2 separate regions of the Homo sapiens genome follow, and region 1 is linked to region 2. Evidence: chromatin loops called from intact Hi-C (ENCODE). Cell type or tissue: psoas muscle. All regions are shown on one strand.

Region 1 (4,000 bases), 1.5 Mb after region 2:
GAGGCTCAGGTACGAAGGATTCTGAGCAAGTGATTGAATACCTGGGCCAGCCAGGACATGGGCAGGTAATGGGGAGCTCTAGAAAGCCTTCCAGGGTGGTTTAGATATAGTCTACTCTGGGGTTAATTATGTGCTGACTTTTTAAATTCCTCTGGACAGAGTGATTTTGCCTAGCTCCCCTGACATTTCAAGGAATGTCCTTCAACATTCAACAGAACTCTAGTCTCCGACTTCATAAAAAAAAGACTTTTATTGGTAGTATGGGCATAGCAATAGCACCTTCCTCAGAGGGCACCTTGGGGTTTAAGTGAATGAGTATTTGCAAGGTCCTGTGAACAGTGCCTGGATCCCAGTTAAGTGCTTAGCACGCTCAGCCACAATTACAGCTATACCACTGATAGGCACCAGCTCATGGATCCCAGCCCTTTCCCAGCTGTATGTCTTGAACTAAAACGCAACCTCACCACTTCACCTTATCTGTGCACAAAAATGCAAGTGTTTCCTTGGAGAGTGGCAGAAAGACTCTCTGATGACATTACCTTATAAATAAAAGCACGAGAAGCGTGAAAACACTAAGGTGACAGATACTGCCTAGAAATGCTGTCACTTTGGTGTCTCTCACAACCATGGTGACTTCACTCCTAGATCGTTTTGGTAAAGCAGATGAACTTGAGATACTTGACCAACCATAAAGTGCTGAGAACTGAACTATGTCAAAAATATCTAAAAACTCATACCTAATTAATAAATCCCTTAAGTTTTCAAATACTTAACTCATAGTCTTTGCCAAGGCGTTAGCAGTTTCAAAATGTTTAACTTGAATTATCCTCATTTCCTTCCTTTTCCAATTTTCACCACTCCTTTCGTTAATTACAAATGTCCCTTAAATATAGGATATTTGACCTGAATAAATTGAGCATATTTGTAAAGTTCAATGAGTTATTCTAATATTGACTAATTAGAGATTGATAAAATTCAGTTAAGTTTTAAAATATTATTTCAAAAAGTCATCTTAAATTCTCTCAAGGTCAACATAAGCAAGCTTTAGGCATGCCAAGGTAAAACTGGTTTCCCTTGCAATAAGTGAGCTCTACAAGAAAAACACAGTAATTCCAGTTCCGTGGTCCCCCTCCCCCTCACCTTCTATGCCATATCATCTTTTGGCTGTACTTGAATTTCAACTCATAAAGGCAAAACACCCATAGTATTCAAACGTGTTAACTCCACAGTGCTGGACACCTTGTATGCACTAAATATTGACTGATGAACTGACTGCTTTCATTTTCCTAGCCAATGAGCTTCTCAGTAAAATAAACACCCATTGCTGCAAAATAGAACTGCTGCAAATAAGTAACTATACTGGTATTTTAAATAAATGAGAAAAGTTATTGGCCAAGCTTTCTGGTAAACTGTTTGGCTTCTTAATTAGAACCATTATTAGAGAGAGTCAACCCTGGCAGCAAAACCCTATTCTCTAGACACTAAAAACTTACTGTGGGAGAAGGTTCTGGCAAGCTGTGGAAACCTTTTCGCTTCCAGTTCACCTCCAGCAACTTCATGTGTATATGCTTCCCCTCAATGAAGGCTATGTAGTCCTTGAAATTGTTACAAGGACCAGCTATGACACTCATGAAATTGAGAAGGTAACTTAAGTATTCCAAAAAAGAGGGTTTCACTCTGTGAAAATAAAGTAAATAAATTGAAAAGTCTTCAGTCTTTGCTTTTTCTTCAGAATCTGTAAATAAGCAAACACAAATGTTATCTCTGTAGATTCGATACATGACATGACCTTTCCTTGTTTTGTTTCTACAAAGTCAGCCGAGGAGAAATCTTGTGGAAAGGAAAGGTTAAAGAAGCAGGGGGCTCACAGCAGGCACAGAGCTCCATGCTGCCCTCTGCTGGCCAGACACAGCCGTAGGCACTCAGAGCTGGGCGAGGGCAAGTGCAACTCAGGCTGGGAAATGTCCTTATCTCATCAACCTTTCCTGTCTACAGGACAAAACGAAGGTAATAAACATAAAGCAGGGCGGAACCTGACCTAATGTTAGCGGATCGAGATGCTTCCAAATGGGAAAACTCCCTCCCGATTGCCAACATAAATACAAAACAAATGATGGGTGGAACCAGTTTCCACTGAAAGAGGCCACGCAGAAGAACCGCAGTAGCAGCCTGTTGTCTGCTTTGGCAACCAGGCCTGAGTTCCTGAGTAACAGACCAAGGTAGTGGAGGGAAAAAAGTCTGTAGAGAACTGTTCTGTGTGGTGCTTTAATGGCATTTTGGAAGGCCTGTTCTAGCAAGATAGAATAAAGACTCCCTGAAATGTCATTGCTAACCAGTCGCCGGAATTATCCCCTATAGCAGGGATTCCCAACCCCTGGGGCTCAGACTGGTATTGGTCTGTGGCCTGTTAGGAACTGGGCCAACAGCAGCAGGTGAGCGGCATGTGAGCAAACAAAGCTTCATCTGTATTTACAGCCTCTCCCCATCACTTACATTACCGCCTGAGCGCCACCTAATGTCAGATCAGCAGCGGCATTAGATTCTCATAGGAGTGCAAACCCTATGGTGAACCGTGCATGCCAGGGATGTAGGCTGCACACTCCTTATAAGAATCTAATGACTGATGATCTGTCACTGTTCCCCAACACCCCCAGATGGGACCACCTAGTTGCAGGAAAACAAGCTCAGGGCTCCCGCAGATTCTACATTATGGTGAGTTGTATAATTATTTCATTATATATTACGATGTAATAACAATACAAAGTGCACAATAAATGTAAGGCCCTCCTGAAACCATCCCCCCACCACCACCCGCAACCCTGGGTCTGTGGAAAAACTGTCTTCCACTAAACTGGTCCCAAACAGGTTGGAGACTGCTGCCCTACAGCATTTACACCTCCATTGTGCTTAGGAAAGGGCTGATTCATTAGAATCTTTCAATAGTGCTCCACTGCTTCCAAGTCCCAATTCCTTAATGCAGGAATGAAGAAGTCAATCTCCTCTACCACCTGGAACCTTCCTCAGTTATGCCAGTTGTCCCTGCTTCTGTCTAGCAGGAACCCCCCGCCCCTCCACCATGGCTGCACCCGATGTGCTACCCCACATGCCATCTTTACTCTCAGATCAAAGTTATTCCCCTCCCACTTCTTCTCCAACACTCCCCCTTCCTACTTCACATCAACACTGGCAAAGCCACCTGTAGCCCTCCTCCTGTATTTAACTCAGCTATACTCACCTCTCCTGCCCTACTTCCTATCTTTTTTCAGAGTGGCATTTAATCACACTGACATTGATCATTCACTATTCTTTAGGACCCCCAAGACACATGGCCAGTAAGAATACTTCCAGAGTAAACATAACAACCCCAGGGAAGGACAGCCTCGCAGAGGTACAGTTCTATTTACTCTTTGACCTAACGATTCTACTTCTGAGACTCTATCCTACAGTTCTACCCTAACACATTTCAAAATGACCTAGTACAAGGTTATTCATCACTTAATCACTTGTAAAAACCAAAGACTGGTAACAATGCACATGTCCATCAATAGCAGATTCATAAAATAAATGATATTATATCCATAGAACAGAATTAATGTGTAGATATTTTTAAATGAGGAAAATCTCTAGATACTGATATGCAAAGGGCTTGTTAATATATCGTTACACTTCACTTACTTGATAGCAAGTCGATGTTGTTCAGCAGAAAGGTCTTCAGCTCTTCGACCTAATCCTATGAAAAAGAAAAGAATTTAGAAATAAGATGTTTGAAGTGAATTAGATGACAAATTATAAAAGGGTCTTATCAAAGTCATTTGAACCAGGTAATCTTTGTTTGCTTCATAAATCATAAAGAGTTCCTGTTTTTCATTTTTTTTTAATGCCCTGGACCAAAAGAGCTACCCATAAGTACACGTGTGAGAAGCAAAGTCTCTGTAGGTTCACATGGAGAGGGGAAGGACTCAAAGGTTTCTCCTACTTAAACTGTACAGTATGACATGGA
Region 2 (4,000 bases):
TAAAACACAGACTCTGCCCTCAAGGAACTCAAGGCAGCAACTATGACAGATACATTTTTAAAAAAGAAACATAGTCCTGTGTCATATGTATACAATATAGCTATTAATAAAGAATATAAAAAATGAAGCATTTAAGAGTCTCACAAGAATATTGTCATAATTAGTGAGATACTGTGGAGACACCTTCATGAAACTGAAGGTCCATTTCTGTTTAATGGGGATATCAATGGTCATTGCATAGTAGGCCTCTTTTATGAAATAAATAAGTTAACAGGGCTAAGGCCTTTAAATACTGGCTGGTACATGTTAAGCTGTCAATATGTGCTAGCTACTTTCAATGGTCATTTCTTGTTGCTATGAGCTATTTCAAAGCTCTTCATAAATAGATGATAATGCCACCATTTCCCAAGTAGGGAGAAAGACTTGGTAATAATAGTTATTCAAACTATATAGAATACGTTGCAATAAAGGATTATGCCACCTAGAACTGTGGAGTTATCACTATTGAGAAAAAGAATTCCGGGTCTTTTTTTTTTCCCCCATTACAACTCAACTAAAAAAAGAGACCCTTAGTGTAAAACATGTAGCCTGCACACAAAAACATGTCTGATTGACTTTCAAAGACTCACATAAATTAAACATCTCTTGGATAACATCAAACCTAACCAGTTAGTTCCCAGGTCTCTATATAAATTGCCACATAACTTTGTGCCAAAATGAATGATGGTGGCTGTGTCTCCTGGATGACCAAAATCAGACTTAAGGAGTGAAAAAATAAACTGAGCACATTCTTTATTGCCACATCAACAAAATGAAACAAAATGATTACTTATTTTTGGGGGGTTATGTTGATGACAGATATTGTAGGCATATCCACTCACTCTCAATTTATTTTTAAACACCCAGCACAGTCGGGGTTACACAGTGAGGAAAAGTCCAGCTGAGTGACCTCGGAACAGTTGCTACCAATGCCAGACATCAATTTCACCCTCTTAGATCAGAATATACCTCTCTTGTTCCTTCCTGAACTAAAAAGCTACCACCTAAAGAACGTAATTATATTGTGGATACAATGATTTGGCATTCATTTCAAAGTTTCTTTTAAAGGAATAGTTTAAAGTGTGTGTGTTACAAAGTGCAGAGCATTGCTCAATGTTGATTTGTCAAACGATGACAATTTAGCCCTTGAAACAAACGTTTCCCAAAATAACAGCATTTGGGAAACTTTGAGCTCTATTTCAGTCCTTTCAGAGAAACTGAGAGGTCTTTCACATTCTGAAGGCAGAACACTGAGTAATAGAAGAAACGAGAAGTCCTCTGTCTCCATCCCTCTGCCTGGGGACCCACTGGACTATTATTAGCATGGGATACAAAATAGATTTGGTAAATATTGGAAAAGTCTTGCCAAGCAGCGTCTCAAAGACATATGGTCTTTTGTAAGTGCCATGATCATTATAAACAAGCAAGATGTTCTAATTAAGGAAAAGTCTTTGTAAGGCAACTTGTTTTACAACTTAGCATTGAGGTTCCAAATTAGATAGGCAAAACTTTGGGGGTTGGGTAACCCCTATTCCTTCTTCCAGGCGGACTCTTTAAGACTGAACCAGAAAGCTGCCATCTCTACTTTGACCACTAGAGGGAGGGCAACTACGTGAAATTGCTCAGCGAGGAGGCGGTTTCTCCAATCCACGCAGTCACCCTTCCCTTCTCTCCTCTGTCTTCCCAACAAATCAACCAGCGGTAGAAAAAGATCTTTAGCTTTTTGAGAGAAGGAGAATGTAGGGAATGTGTTTCATCAATGCATATCAGCCCTCTCTTTCAACTTTAGTTGGGGTTATAGTGTGGGTATTACTTTTTCATTTTTACAAACCTCTCTAAACAAAGTACAGATTTGGTGGAATGAGGGAATAAATGGCCAGTCTTCTGAGTCCTGTCTTGTGGAGTGTGCCTGGATTTTCTACTATAAAATGATCTCTTTTGGGTTGTCATTAATCTTTATAATGATTTCATGGGATAAAGGTTGGACTAGAAGAACTTTGATAACTCTTGCAAGCCCAAAATTCTGATTCTGTATCCTTCAACTGGGGTATGAACTTGTCAAGGGTAAGTAAGTAAGTAAGGGTAAGTAAGTATAAGTAGGTGTTACTTATAACACCTACTGCTAAGGCCAATCCCTTATCAGATGCTCACTAAGGAGTCAATGATTGATGAGACTGGTCGGTTTATATGATTACTTGCCATCTAGAAGCACTCATAAAGAATGGGACATAGTTTTTATGCTCAAGATGTATATTGTCTCAAATTTTTTTTTAACTTGTTGAAGCTTAGGACAGTAGTGGTTAAACAAAATGCTTATAAATAGTACTCCTTTTCTTCTCTCTGTAACCTCCTCCCCTGGTATGTACAAATACATACCCATCACAGGCAATATACCCCACACACCAAATACACACACATGAGCACACACACATTCAGGTTCTAAGGCAAAAATCTTTCCCAAAAGACAGTATGCTAGAAAACAAGCAATTGTGGGGACGATAGTCTTCCTTATCCTCCTAAAGCAATAAGGAGTACAATAAATAAGAAAACAGAACTATTTATGATTCACTACAGAAAGAGGTGTTTGTAAGTCTTTTATAGCACCATATAATTATAATCATAAAAGGCAGAGACTTAGAAATAATTCAGAGATGATAGTGATGTTAGAAATCAGCCCTCCTCTTTGGGTTCTTGTTTCTTTGAGACAGGGTCTTGCTCTCTCACTCAGGCTGAAGTGCAGTGGTGCGACCCTAGTTCACTGCAGCCTCGACTTCCCAGGCTCAAGCAATGCTTCCACCTCAGCCTCCCAAGTAGGTGGGACCACAGGTGTGCACCACCATGCCCTGCTAATTTTTGTGTGTTTAGTAGAGACAGGGTCACACCATGCTGTCCAATATGGTATTGAACTCCTGGGCTCAAGTGATCCTCCTGCTTGGGCCTCCCAAAGTGCGGGGATTATAAGTATGAACCACCACACTGGCCTTTTTTTTTTTTTTTTTTTTTTTTCTTCGAAGCAGTAAACCGATGCTGAGGAGCTACACAGGTAGTTATTGGTGTGTGGGGACCACAATGTAGGTCTTTTTGCTCCAAGTCCATTCTGTTATATTTTGCAGTAGAAATATCTGTGCAAGGCCGGGGGTAGTGGCTCATGCCTGTAATCCCAGCATTTTGGGAGGCCGAGGAGGGCGGATCACGAAGTCAAGAGATCGAGACCATCCTGCCCAACATGGTGAAACCCTGTCTCTATTAAAAATACAAAAATTAGCTGAGTGTGGTGGCGCAAGCCTGTAGTCCCAGCTACTCGGGAGGCTGAGGCAGGAGAATTGCTTGAACCCTGGAGGTAGAGGTTGCAGTGAGCCGAGATGGCGCCAATGCACTCCAGCCTGGTGACGGAGCGAGACTCCATCTCAAAAAAAAAAAAAGATCTGTGCAAGCTGTCCCTAGCATTGAGAAGCTGATCTTTCTATTAGGTTCTGAAAGCCAAACTATATAAGTAACAAGAATCTGGAAAGGAAGTTCAGTTGGAAAATATTGCCAAATAAAAAATGAACTAGGACATAAAAAGTAAGCCTTCCCTAAAGAGAAGAATTCTAATAGGAACAAAAAAATGCCTAAAAATAAACTATGAAATGGCTTTATTGTTACTAATTTAGAGCCATTAGTAACAAACATGTAGACACTAAGTAAATGCATGGTTTATATCTTGCTTTTGATTGAACCACAGGAAGAACTATGAATGAGGACATAGAACAGGCTTGAGGCTGCTGTCTTTAATTTGATACTGCCCCTTTAACATAAAGAATGTAAAAATTATCAAAACCTACCACAGTAATCTGAATACTAATAATAGAGTTGCTGTCTGTGTTTGGTGAGACTACAAATTCAATTAATTCCAATGCTGGTTCCAATAAGCTCTTTATGAGTCTAAAGGGATTATTAACACTGTGAAGTCTGAAAGATT

Evidence for each region. Hi-C counts contacts between places; a loop is a spot of excess contacts. Peaks named below come from ENCODE experiments on the same cell type or tissue, not always from the same donor. Only the 100,000 strongest peaks of a DNase experiment are listed, where the experiment ranks them.
Region 1: it touches region 2 in a loop (8-fold over the local background); 8 of 110 quality-filtered maps call a loop at or near these places.

The regions. Positions count from the first base shown.
Region 1 is chr6:20,125,024-20,129,023 of GRCh38, forward strand. MBOAT1 (membrane bound glycerophospholipid O-acyltransferase 1) reads right to left here. Exons shown (of 13, transcript NM_001080480.3): 6 at 3,676-3,730; 7 at 1,494-1,677. Among named protein-coding and RNA genes, the nearest start is that of MBOAT1, 85 kb to the right of the region's middle. RefSeq lists a silencer at 1,861-1,988. In psoas muscle, a CTCF peak has its summit at 1,895 (motif pointing left); a DNase peak (open chromatin) is centred at 1,908; H3K4me3 peaks cover 1,152 bases; H3K27ac peaks cover 979 bases.
Region 2 is chr6:18,594,788-18,598,787 of GRCh38, forward strand. The region is part of intron 4 of MIR548A1HG (MIR548A1 host gene); the gene reads left to right. Among named protein-coding and RNA genes, the nearest start is that of MIR548A1, 25 kb to the left of the region's middle. In psoas muscle, a CTCF peak has its summit at 1,637 (motif pointing right); no DNase peak of the experiment used is centred here.